2 separate regions of the Homo sapiens genome follow, and region 2 is linked to region 1. The links are chromatin loops, found by intact Hi-C in ENCODE. Cell type or tissue: IMR-90. All regions are shown on one strand. Each heading gives the region's core, and the rest is flanking DNA. Links, peaks and the distances in the headings are about the cores only.

Evidence for each region. Hi-C counts contacts between places; a loop is a spot of excess contacts. Peaks named below come from ENCODE experiments on the same cell type or tissue, not always from the same donor. Only the 100,000 strongest peaks of a DNase experiment are listed, where the experiment ranks them.
Region 2: it touches region 1 in a loop (3-fold over the local background); 2 of 110 quality-filtered maps call a loop at or near these places.

What each region holds. Positions count from the first base shown.
Region 1 is chr4:155,964,878-155,970,539 of GRCh38, forward strand. No RefSeq gene overlaps it. Among named protein-coding and RNA genes, the nearest start is that of CTSO, 14 kb to the left of the region's middle. In IMR-90, for the core only: no CTCF peak of the experiment used is centred there; a DNase peak (open chromatin) is centred at 2,444; H3K27ac peaks cover 798 bases.
Region 2 is chr4:156,462,327-156,467,988 of GRCh38, forward strand. No RefSeq gene overlaps it. Among named protein-coding and RNA genes, the nearest start is that of LINC02272, 180 kb to the right of the region's middle. In IMR-90, for the core only: no CTCF peak of the experiment used is centred there; no DNase peak of the experiment used is centred there.

The DNA.
Region 1 (5,662 bases), core at 378-5,377:
CATATCATTTAAGCCTTGATCCAAAGGTTACCTTCTCAGAGCATTGCTTGACTAACCTCACTCCCATTTCTCTAATGCTTTACTCTGCAATTGCAATCAGTGTTCATTTATATATTTACTTAATTTTTTTTCTAATACAATGTAAACTCCACAAAGGCTGACTATATCTGCTTGTTCACCATTGTATTTCTAGTACCATAAAAATGGCACATAGAAGGTTTTCAACAAATATGTATTAAAGGAAAGAATGAATTTCTGGTGTAACAAGTATTCAAGGGAGAATACAATTGCTTCAGGCACTACTCTTTCCTGGTATTTGTCTGGCATAATGATTTCATGATTTGAAATTCCAAAGAAAGGGCAGCTAAGGGGTGTTTGATTTCATATACTCAGCCCACATTTCAATATTCCCTGAACCTAAGCATTACAGTGGATGCCTATAGGCAACATCTTTGCTTGTTAAGCAAGCATCCATTGTGCCCTGTTTTCTTGCTGGCAGAGCATTAATATTGCCCTGGTTTTTCTTCTCCAGGAGGCTTCGGTAGTGACTGGTGAGAGCGTGAGCCCATCACAGTGGGTCTGTCCCCTTTGCTGATCATTCAGGTTGGGCAAGTGTCACAGTCCTGGCAATTGAGACCTGAGTGAAGTTCTGCAGGGGATCCTCTGGTAAAGATCTTTTTGCTCTTAAAAATGTAGACAAGAGAGTGAGCCCCTCCACCCTTATACACCAACATGGTCAGGTATGAAAGGAATCCCTGCAGCTGCAGTTACATCTTGAGACAATGAGGTTAGATGGCCTAATAGTGAAGAATACTGGATTTGGAGTCAAAATCTGGCTTCAAATTCCAACGCCGCCCCTTGCTAGCTACATGGTCTTGTGTTAGTTGGCTAATCTCTCTGTGCCTCATTTACCCTTTCTGTAAAATGTGTAATATTAGTGCTTATTTCAGAGAATATTTGAGGATACATGAGTTAATATGTATTTAAAGTTCCTTCATTTGTAAAAATAAAAATAAGGGGTCAACTTCATAGGACTATTGTGAAGAATACATGAATTAAAACATATCTGAGGTACTTAAACTAAGGCTGGCACATAGATAGTGTTAATAATTATTAGCTAAAAACAAAACAAAATAGTGGGAGGACAGAGCCAAGACAATCTCATGAAAGCGGAACTGAACCTTGATTGTACTGAACTTGGGACCATTCCTTTATATCAGATTTTAAAAATTTATACTGTCATCATTTAAACCATTAAAATCAGAGTTTTCTGTGTGTCCTCCAGTGAAAGTCTATTTTATTTATTTATTTATTTTTAGACAGAGTCTTGCTCTGTTGCTCAGGCTGGAGTACAGTGGCACAATCATAGCTCACTACAGCCTAGAACTCCTGAGCTCAGGCAATCCCCTTGTCTTGGCCTCCCCAGGAGCTGGGATTACAAGGAGCTACCACGCCCAGCCGTGAAAGTCATCTTAACTGACATATTGCACATAAATGTGGAAGTGGTGGAACCAGTGTTCATCATATATGAGACCACTGGGGCCACAAGCTTCTTTCTGCATGATAATTCAGTTTGGAGCCTGCAGGAGAATGGAGTAAAACCTCTTAATCATACTGAACACTCTGCTTTCACAAGAATGGATATTAGTATTTTAATTCAATCCCCAACAGTTAAATGTTCTCAATTTTAATGACCAATATAGCCAACAACAATTATAGGGCACAGCTCTGCAAGGAGACACTGTTAATGCCCTAGAATCATGCAGGGCTTTAAGAATCTTTATCTCAGGCTAAAGCAACAGGGAAAGCTTTATATTTTGTTTCCTTCCAAATCTAGCTCCCATGACGAAAATCTTCAAGTCCAGAACATGCAGTGTTTAATTATCTAACAACTACTGAATCTCATTTGAGCAAAAACAATTTGATCGATGGGTCCAGCTGTGACCATTGTGTAGCGTGAATTTTCTGATCACTTTAAAATGTTGGCTATGCAGCTGTCATCTGGAACTTTAGAATGCACTAGCATTAAAATGCCACAGCTATTTTACAGACCCGTCTGTATCCATGAGAGAGATGACATTCTTCAGGGGATCTTCAGTATACAATTTGTTACATATTCTAGAGATGCTGTAATCAGTGTTAATGTTTTCATTTCTCTTAAATTCCTGTATTAGTGTTTCTGAGCAATTTAGAATGGGGTTACCTCAGGATAGCTTTTGCCTAGTAAAGGACTATTTGTTGAAGTTCTGTTTTGCTTCTCCCTACACAATGCTGCTTAACATGACTGAGACTGTGGAATGGGATTCTTGTTTTTTATATTCTCACAATTCATACTAATGATTAGGGAGACTATGGGAGGAAGGGTCAGTACAGAATCTTTCTCACCACAGCTGTCAGTTGGCAGGAGGACAAAGGGCAAGCCAGAAGGAGTAAGACTGCTTCTCTTTGAGTCAGGGAAGCATGGAGATGATGCAGTAGCTGGCTCCAGGTTTGTATTTGAGTCATCTCTGATACTTAGGGTACATTAGTTAGTTTTATCCCCATCTTCCATAGAAACTATCTGCACTTCCCTTGCAGAAGTACAGGGGTAGGATTAGAGATAGTAATTTCTACAGCAACTTAAGTGAGAAGAAGGATCTGGAGTTTCCAAATGGCCAAGGAATGCAAGACAACTTTTTAATATAAAATGATTTTAAATGATGTCTATATCTTCCTTTTCTGTGCTGCAGTGACATGCCTATTCCCAAGTCTGCACAAATAAAAGCAATCTAAATGTAAAGAGCATATATTGATATCCAATCCTGAACAAATGGATCATTTATTTGCTTTCAAAGTGACCTTTCCCATTTTCAAACCAAAGGAGAGAAAAATTATCATTTAGCTGGAAGTGTCTGTTTGACATTATAGGAGGGTGAAGAAATTTTTTTCGGGCTACTTCTCTATGGTATCTATAAACATTAATAGTGTGGTCCACTATATAGAAGTGTAGCTCTCTCTCTCTCTCTCTCTTTTTCTCTTTAATCATATTGCTGCTGTAAACCCAGAAGAAATCTGTAGCTAATGATATGGTTTGGCTCTATGTCCTCACCCAAATCTCATCTCAAATTGTAATTCCCATGTGTCAGGGGAGGGTCCTGGTGGGAGGCGATTGGATCATGGGGGCGGTTTCCCCATGCTGTTCTTGTAACAGTGAGGGAGTCTTCAGGAGAGCTAATGGTTTTAAGTGTGGCACTTCCCTGTGTGTCTGGAGTTGGTTCCTTCTGGTGGGTTTGTGGTCTTGCTGACTGCAAGAATGAAGCCGTGGACCTTTGTGGTGAGTGTTATAGTTCTTAAAGATGGCATGGACCCAAAGAGTGAGTGGTAGCAAGGTTTATTGTGAAGAGTGAAAGAACAAAGTTCCCACAGCTTGGAAGGGGACCCGAGCAGGTTGCCACTGCTGGCTGGAGTGGCCAGCTTTTATTCCCTTATTTGTCCCCTCCCATGTTCCGTTTTTGTCCTATCAGAGTGCCCTTTTTTCAATCCTCCCTGTGATTGGCTACTTTTAGGATCTGGCTGATTGGTGTGTTTTACAGAGCGCTGATTGGTGCATTTTACAGTCCTCTTGCTAGCTACAGAGCGCTGATTGGTGCCTTTTTACAGAGCGCTGATTGGTGCATCTTACAATCCTCTTGCTGGACAGAAAAGTTCTCCAAGTCCCTACTCAACCCAGGAAGTCCAGCTGGCTTCACCTTTCATTCTTTCTTTCACTGTCTGTCCTGCCACCATATAACTTGTGCCTTGCTTCCCTCTGCCTTCCACTATGAAAGTTTTCTGGCCGTGTGCAGTGACTCACGCCTGTAATCCTAGCACTTTGGGAGGCAGAGGCAGGCGGATCACCTGATGTCAGGAGTTCAAGATGAGCCTGGCCAACATGGTGAAACCCCATCTCTACTAAAAATGCAAAAAATTAGCCAGACGTATTGGTGTACGTCTGTAGTCCCAGCTCCTCGGGGAGGCTGAGGCAAGACAATTGCCTGAACCCCGGAGGCAGAGGTTTCAGTGAGCCGAGATTGCACCACTGCACTCCAGCCTAGGCGACAGAAACATGCCGAACTGAGTCAATTAAACATCTTTTCTTCATAAATTACCCAGTCTCAGGTAGTATTTTTATAGCAGTGTGAGAACAGACTAATACAGCCAGTTAGGAATGTTAACGTGGGAACAGTTTGTGACCTTGACCATCATAGGCACTCAGCAAATGCTAGCTGATGTGTTCAGTAATACTGAGAAAGAGAATAATTAATTGTAGAGATATGTGGAAAGCTTGATACCACATATTTTAGTGAGCATTCAGACCCTTTTTTTTTTTTTCGACAGAGTCTCGTTCTATCACCAGACTGGAGTGCAGTGGCATGATCTCGGCTCACTGCAACCTCCGCCTCTCATGCTCAAGCAATTCTCCTGCCTCAGCCTCCTGAGTAGCTGGGATTACAGGCACTCACCACCACACCCAGCTAATTTTAGTAGAGACAGGGTTTCATCATGTTGGCCAGGATGGTCTCGATCCCCTGACCTTGTGATCCAATCGCCTTGGCCTCCCAAAATGCTGGGATTATAAATGTGAGCCACCATGCCTGGCCCAGACTTTTTTGTTAGGAAACCATTCCATGTGAAGTAGAAAATCTTCTACAGTTGTCAGGGTTATTTATCCACATAAAATATTTTGACCTTTGTTTTCTTTTAGCGAAACTGAATTTTCCAAGTTTGACCTCCTCTGATCAATTGTATCTTCATCTCTTGTAGGTGACATCAGCCACTAAGGATTTTAGTTCTTTTTATGTAGAGACATATTTTCTTGTTTTTACTATTTTTCAGGTCTAATGGTAAAAGGTTTAAACTTGTTTATGTTTTCCATTGAAAATTACTAGGAAAGCAATCCTATTGCAATGCAGCTGGTGCTGATCTCATGAGAAGTTCTGGTCAAAGAGAAGGAATGAAATGGTATAGCTGTAAAGAAAACAATCAAATGGGCATGTAGTTAAGTTTGGCTGGTATCTCCAAGTTTGGGATCATAGTGATTATTGCAGGAAGAGATCAATAAAACATATTTCAAAAATTGTTTTTGTTGCTTTTCCTTTTTATTTCAGGATATATGATTAGAGGATGGGAGGAGGTCACAAAGCTTGTAGAAAACTGCATAGTTAGAAGTATTCCTAGAGCATTTCCTCTTTTTATAAAAATGCATAATATGGTTAACAATTACAATGTTAATTCCAATTTTTCTTAGTAAACTAAAAGAAAAATCACATAGAATGTATTTTTTTAAGCAAAAGAGCATTTATCTGCTTCAATCTCAAAGTGGTTTGTATTTAACATACGGAAATTTTTGTTTTTATATTTGTTACCTAGAAGACTGTGCGGTTTTTGTGTCCTTTGCCTTGGAAAAATTTTTTATAATTTCTATGATACAGAAAACTTTTCTATATATTTAAGTGGTCAGTTGTATTATATTTATTCACACCTGCTTATAAAATCTTTTAAAATGTCCGTATACTGTATAAAAATCTGTCTTTCCCCTTCCAGTTGGTCAGGTACAGAAAAAAAAAGAAATTTAAAATATAAAGAGGTTTAGGCATCAAAGATAGACTAAGAGATGTAATATTTATCTAGCAGAAGTTCCACA
Region 2 (5,662 bases), core at 410-5,409, 500 kb after region 1:
CTGGGATTTATAGTACTGTGTTGAGTAAAAGTGGTAAAAGTGGGCATGCTTGTCTTGTTCTAAATCTTTTCAAAAAGGTTTTCTATTTTTTCCCATTCAGTAAGATGTTAGGCATGGTTTGTCAAATGTGGCCTCTATTATATTGAGGTGTTTTCCTTCTACACCCAGTTTGCTGAGAATTGTTATCATGAAGGGATGTTGAGTTTTACCAAATGCGTTTTCAGCATACATTGAAACTAGTAAATGGTTTTTGTTTTTATCTATTAATTTTATGTGTTCTACTAATTGATTTGCATATGTTCAACCATCCTTGCATCCATGGGATAAATCACTCTTGATCATGACAAATGAACTTGTTAATGATCTTGTGTTATTGAGTTCATTTTGCTAGTATTTTGCTGATGATTTTTGCATCTACATTCATCTGGTATGTCAGCTTATGCTTTTTTTGTTGTTGTTATTTCCTTATCTGCATTTGATATCAGGGTAATGACAACCTCATGGAATGAATTTTGAAGTTTCCTCTTCTTGAATTTTTTTGGAATAATTTGAGTAGAATTTGTGTTTGTTCTTCTTTAAATGTTTGTTAGAATTGAGCAGGGAAGCCATCGGGTCCTGGGTTTTTATTTGAAGGGAGACTTTATTACTGTTTCAATCTCGTTACTCATTATTGGTCTGTTCATGTTTTCTGTTTCTTCATAGTTCATTCTTGGGAGGTTGTATGTGTCCAGGAATCTATCCATTTCTTCTAGGTTTTCCTATTTGTTTGCATATAGGTATTTATGATAATATCTAACAATAATTTCTAATATCTAATGTGTTTATGATAATATCTAACGATCTGTGGTATCAGTTCTAATGTCTCGTTTTACAACGGTGATTTTATTTAGTTATTCTCTTTTTCTTAGTCTAGCTAAAGGTTTGTTGGTTTTGTTTGTCCTTTCAAAAAACAACCTTTTTATTTTGTTGATCCTTTGTAATTTCTTAGTCTTAATTTATTTATTTGTGCTCTGACCTGTATTATTTTTTTTCATCTACTAGTTCGGGGTTTGGTTTGTTCTTATTTTTCTAGTTCTCTGAGGTACATCATTAGGTTGTTTATTTGAAATCTTTCTACTTGTATGATGTAGGCATTTATTTCTATCAACTTCCCTTCTAGAACTGTTTCTACTGTATCCCATAAGTTTGGTATGCTGTATTTCCATTTTTGTTCAAGGAAATTTTTAACTCCTTTTTTACTTCTTCATTGACCTGTTCACTGTTTGGGAGCATGTTCTTTAACTTCCATGAACTTTTGCACTTTCTAATATCCATTCTGTTATTGATTTCTACTTTTATTTTATTGTGATCACTGTAAAACATACAGTAAATGACAGAGAAGAGAAATGAGGCATTTTAAGTCAAATTATACAGTAGATTTGGAAACTGTAATATGTAATATATCTGAAAGTACACAGGATATTTTAGGGAGGAAAAAATGGTTATCAAAAACTGCAGAGAAATTTCTAAAACTAAAATTTTTACATTTATTATCTGTGTAATGAAGTGCTCTTTTCCCGGACATACCCTTTTCTTTCTATTTCCTCATTGAAAAGATCTAAATGTCATCGTTTCTAGGAAGGTTTCCTGACTGCTCCCTGGCCCAGCTTCAATAACAGCAGAGTTAACTGTTTTCACTTTTGTATGCTCTCACACTCTAGGACTTACTGTTTCATGTAGGCACTAAGCCACTTCAAGCACTTCCTATGCACAGGTTTAGTTGAGGGTATATAAGAAAATTTTATAACCCATCACTGAAAAATTTAGTCTAGAGGGAAGACTAACTTATCATACAATTAATTTGATTAGTGATCTGATGTGAAACAGCAAGAAGGTGAAGAACCTCCCTTCTACCCTGAATTTGGGAAGAAGAATAAAATCTGCCTAATGGAGGTTTCATCAGAGCAATTTCAAAGGATGTTAGAATGAGTTTAATGATGAATTATGATAAAGAGCATTTTAGAGAGTTGAAAGACAATGTGTGAAGTCAAGGACACTAGTAGAAAAATGAAGACTTTGGCCATCTCATTATACATATTTTTACAATGTATTTTACTCAGAGGATGACGTGTCTGTTACATGCCTTGGCTATGAGATTTTTGCCATTCACATTTATTTATTTATTTCATCCCAGTACTCAGCCTAGTGCTCTCTGGTGCTCAATCAATCTCGTTTGAATGAATAAATCAATAGCAAGAGTAATATTGCAAAAGTGATTCAAGATGAGACATGCCAATATAATAAAAGGGAATAATTTGATTTAGCTTTTATAGTATTATGCACAAAGTAGGCATTTTTAAAACTTCTTAAGTGGAGACAGTTCTATGTAGAGGAAAAAACAGACTTGCAAGAAATGTGATTGTCTAAGTCAGATGTGATGAACTATGATGAAAAAGAAATTTTTCCAGTAACAAAACTGTATTTCTCTTTGCTGGACTTTCTAATAAAGTAACTTTAGCACTCAAAAAAGTCATCCAAAGATTAATCACTGGATGACAGATGCACGTTGAACATGAGAGTAGTGATATATTCAAGGAGTTTTTATTTATAGTTAAACTGAAATAGGTCTGAAAAAGATCTTTTCAAAACTGGATTGTTTATAAACAATTATCAGAGATCAAATACAGTGAAACTCATAGCTAGCTAGTCACAGAAGACAAGCAAGGTTTATATTTTACAACACCTTATAGTCTATTTCTAATGAGAGCAAAAGTTTTATTAATTGCTTTGGGACAGATATTTTTGGACAATTCTAGAGACACATATAACAATAATAACTCCATTTGAAAAAATATTTCACTGAGTAAAGTAAAATTACCTACCAAGTTGTAATCTGTAAAATAAAAGCAGTAAATTAGTAATATTATCATTAGTACTAAAGAGAAAAAGGTTTTCATTAATCATTGAGTATGAACCCCTCAAAGTGGAAATGTAATTCCACACTCATATCTACCAACAGGTGACAGCAGAATAATCATTCTATAATAAAAGAACACTACCTACTGTTACAAGTTGTAAACTTAGCTAGGCACAGTGGCTCATGTCTATGATCCCAGTACTTTGGAAGGCCAAGGTAGGAGGATCCTTGGAGGCCAAGAGTTCAAGACCAGCTTGGACAACATAGTAAGACCCCATCTCTACAAAAAAAAAAAAAGAAAAAAAAGAACTGGGTGTGGTGGCACGCACCTGCAGTCCTTGTGTTTGTGAGATCCAGGCAGGAGGATTGCTTGAGCCCAGGAGTTTCTAGGTTACAGTGAGCAATGATCACACCACTGCACTCTAGCCTAGGTGACAGAGAATGACCCTGTCTCGAAAAACAAAACATAAAATTATAAATTTGGACTAGAAGTCCTAACCAAAGCAGTTAGGCCAGAAAAAGAAATAAAAGGCATTCAAATTGGAAAGAAAGAAGTAAAACTGATGTCTGCAAATGACATTTTCTTATATGTAGAAAGTTCTAAAGATTGCACACACACACACACACACACACACACACCAACACACAGCTGTTAGAACTAATAGACAAGTGTAGTAAAATTGCACAATGCAAAGTTAACATACAAAAACCACTTGTATTTCTACACACTAACAAAGGATAATGCAAAGGGCATTCATGTTAAAAATTCTCAGTAAACTGGGTATTGAAGGAACATATCTTAAAATAACAGTCATATATGACAAACCCATTGCCAACAACATACTGAATGGGCAAAATATGGGAGCATTCCCCTTGAAAACCAGCACAAGACAAAGATGCCCTCTCTCACCATTCCTATTCAATATAGTATTAGAAGTTCTGGCCGGGGCAGTCCCCCATTGTCGTAACTCATTTCAGCATTAAGTCAAAAGTCCACAGTCCGAAGTCTCATCCGAGACAAGGCAAGTCCCTTCCACCTATCAGCCTGTAAAATCAAAAGCAAGCTAGTTACTTCTTAGTTACAACGGGAATACAGCATTGGCTAAATATGCCCATTCCAAATGGGAGAAATTGGCCAAAACAAATGGGCTACAGGCCCCTTGCAAGTCCAAAATCCAACAGGGCAGTCAAATCTTAAGGCTCCAAAATGATCTCCTTTGACTCCAGGTCTCACATCCAGGTCAAGCTGATGCAAGAAGTAGGTTCCCATGGTCATGGGCAGCTCTGCCCCTATGGCTTTTCAGGGTACAGCCTTCCTCCCTGCTGCTTTCACGGGCTGGCATTGAGTGTCTGCAGCTTTTCCAGGCACACAGTGTAAGCTGTCAGTGGATCTACCATTCTGGGGTCTGAAGGATGGTGGCCTTCTTCTCACAGCTCCCCTAGGCAGTGCCCCAGTAGAAACTCTTTATGGGGGCTCCAACTCCACATTTCCCCTCTGAACTGCCCTAGTAGAGGTTCTCTATGATGGTTCTGCCCCTGCAGCAGACTTCTGCCTGGACATGCAGGCATTTCCATATATCCTCTGAAATCTGGGTAGAGGTTCCCAAACCTCAGTTATTGTTTTCTGTGCAACTGCAGGCCCGAAACCACATGAAAGCCACCAAGGCTTGGGGCTAGCACCCTGTGAAGCCATGGCCCAAGCTGTACCTTGGCCTCTTTTAGCCATGACTGGAGCTGGAGCAGCTGGGACTCAGGGCACTGTGTCCAGAGGCTGGAGAGAAAATTTGTGCACTCGGCCTGGCCCACAAAACCATTTTTCCCTTCTCGGCCTCTGGACCTGTTATAGGAGGGTCTTCCATACAGGTCTCTGAAATGCCTTGGAAACATTTTCCCCATTGTCTTGGCTATTAACATTGGGCTCCTCTTTATTTATGCAAATTTCTGCAGCAGTCTTGAATTTGTCCCTAGAAAATAGGTTTTTCTTTTCTACCACATGGCTGGGCTACATATTTTTTTAATTTTTTTTTATTATACTTTAAGTTCTAGGGTACATGTGCACAATGTGCAGGTTTGTTACATATGTATACATGTGCCATGGTGGTTTGCTTTACCCAACAACTCGTCATTTACATTAGGTATATCTCCTAATGCTATGCCTCCCCCCTCCCCCACCCGAGGGCAGGCCCCGGTGTGTGATGTTCCCCACCCTGTGTCCAAGTGTTCTCATTGTTCAATTCCCACCTATGAGTGAGAACATGCGGTGTTTGGTTTTCTGTCCTTGTGATAGTTTGCTGAGAATGATGGTTTCCAGCTTCATCCATGTCCCTAGAAAGGACATGAACTCATCCTTTTTTATGGCTGCATAGTATTCCATGGTATATATGTGCCACATTTTCTTAATCCTGTCTATCATTGATGGACTTTTGGGTTGGTTCCAAGTCTTTGCTATTGTGAATAGTGCTGCAATAAACATACTTATGCATGTGTCTTTATAGTAGCATGATAAAGGGGATATCACCACTGATCCCACAGAAATATAAACTACCATCAGAGAATACTATAAACACCTCTATGAAAATAAACTAGAAAATCTAGAAGAAATGGATAAATTCCTTGACACATACATCCTCCCAAGACTAAACCAGGAAGAAGTTGAATCCCTGAATAGACCAATAACAGGCTCTGAAATTGAGGCAATAATTAATAGCCTACCAATCAAAAAAAGTCCAGGACCAGATGGATTCACAGCCAAATTCTATCAGAGGT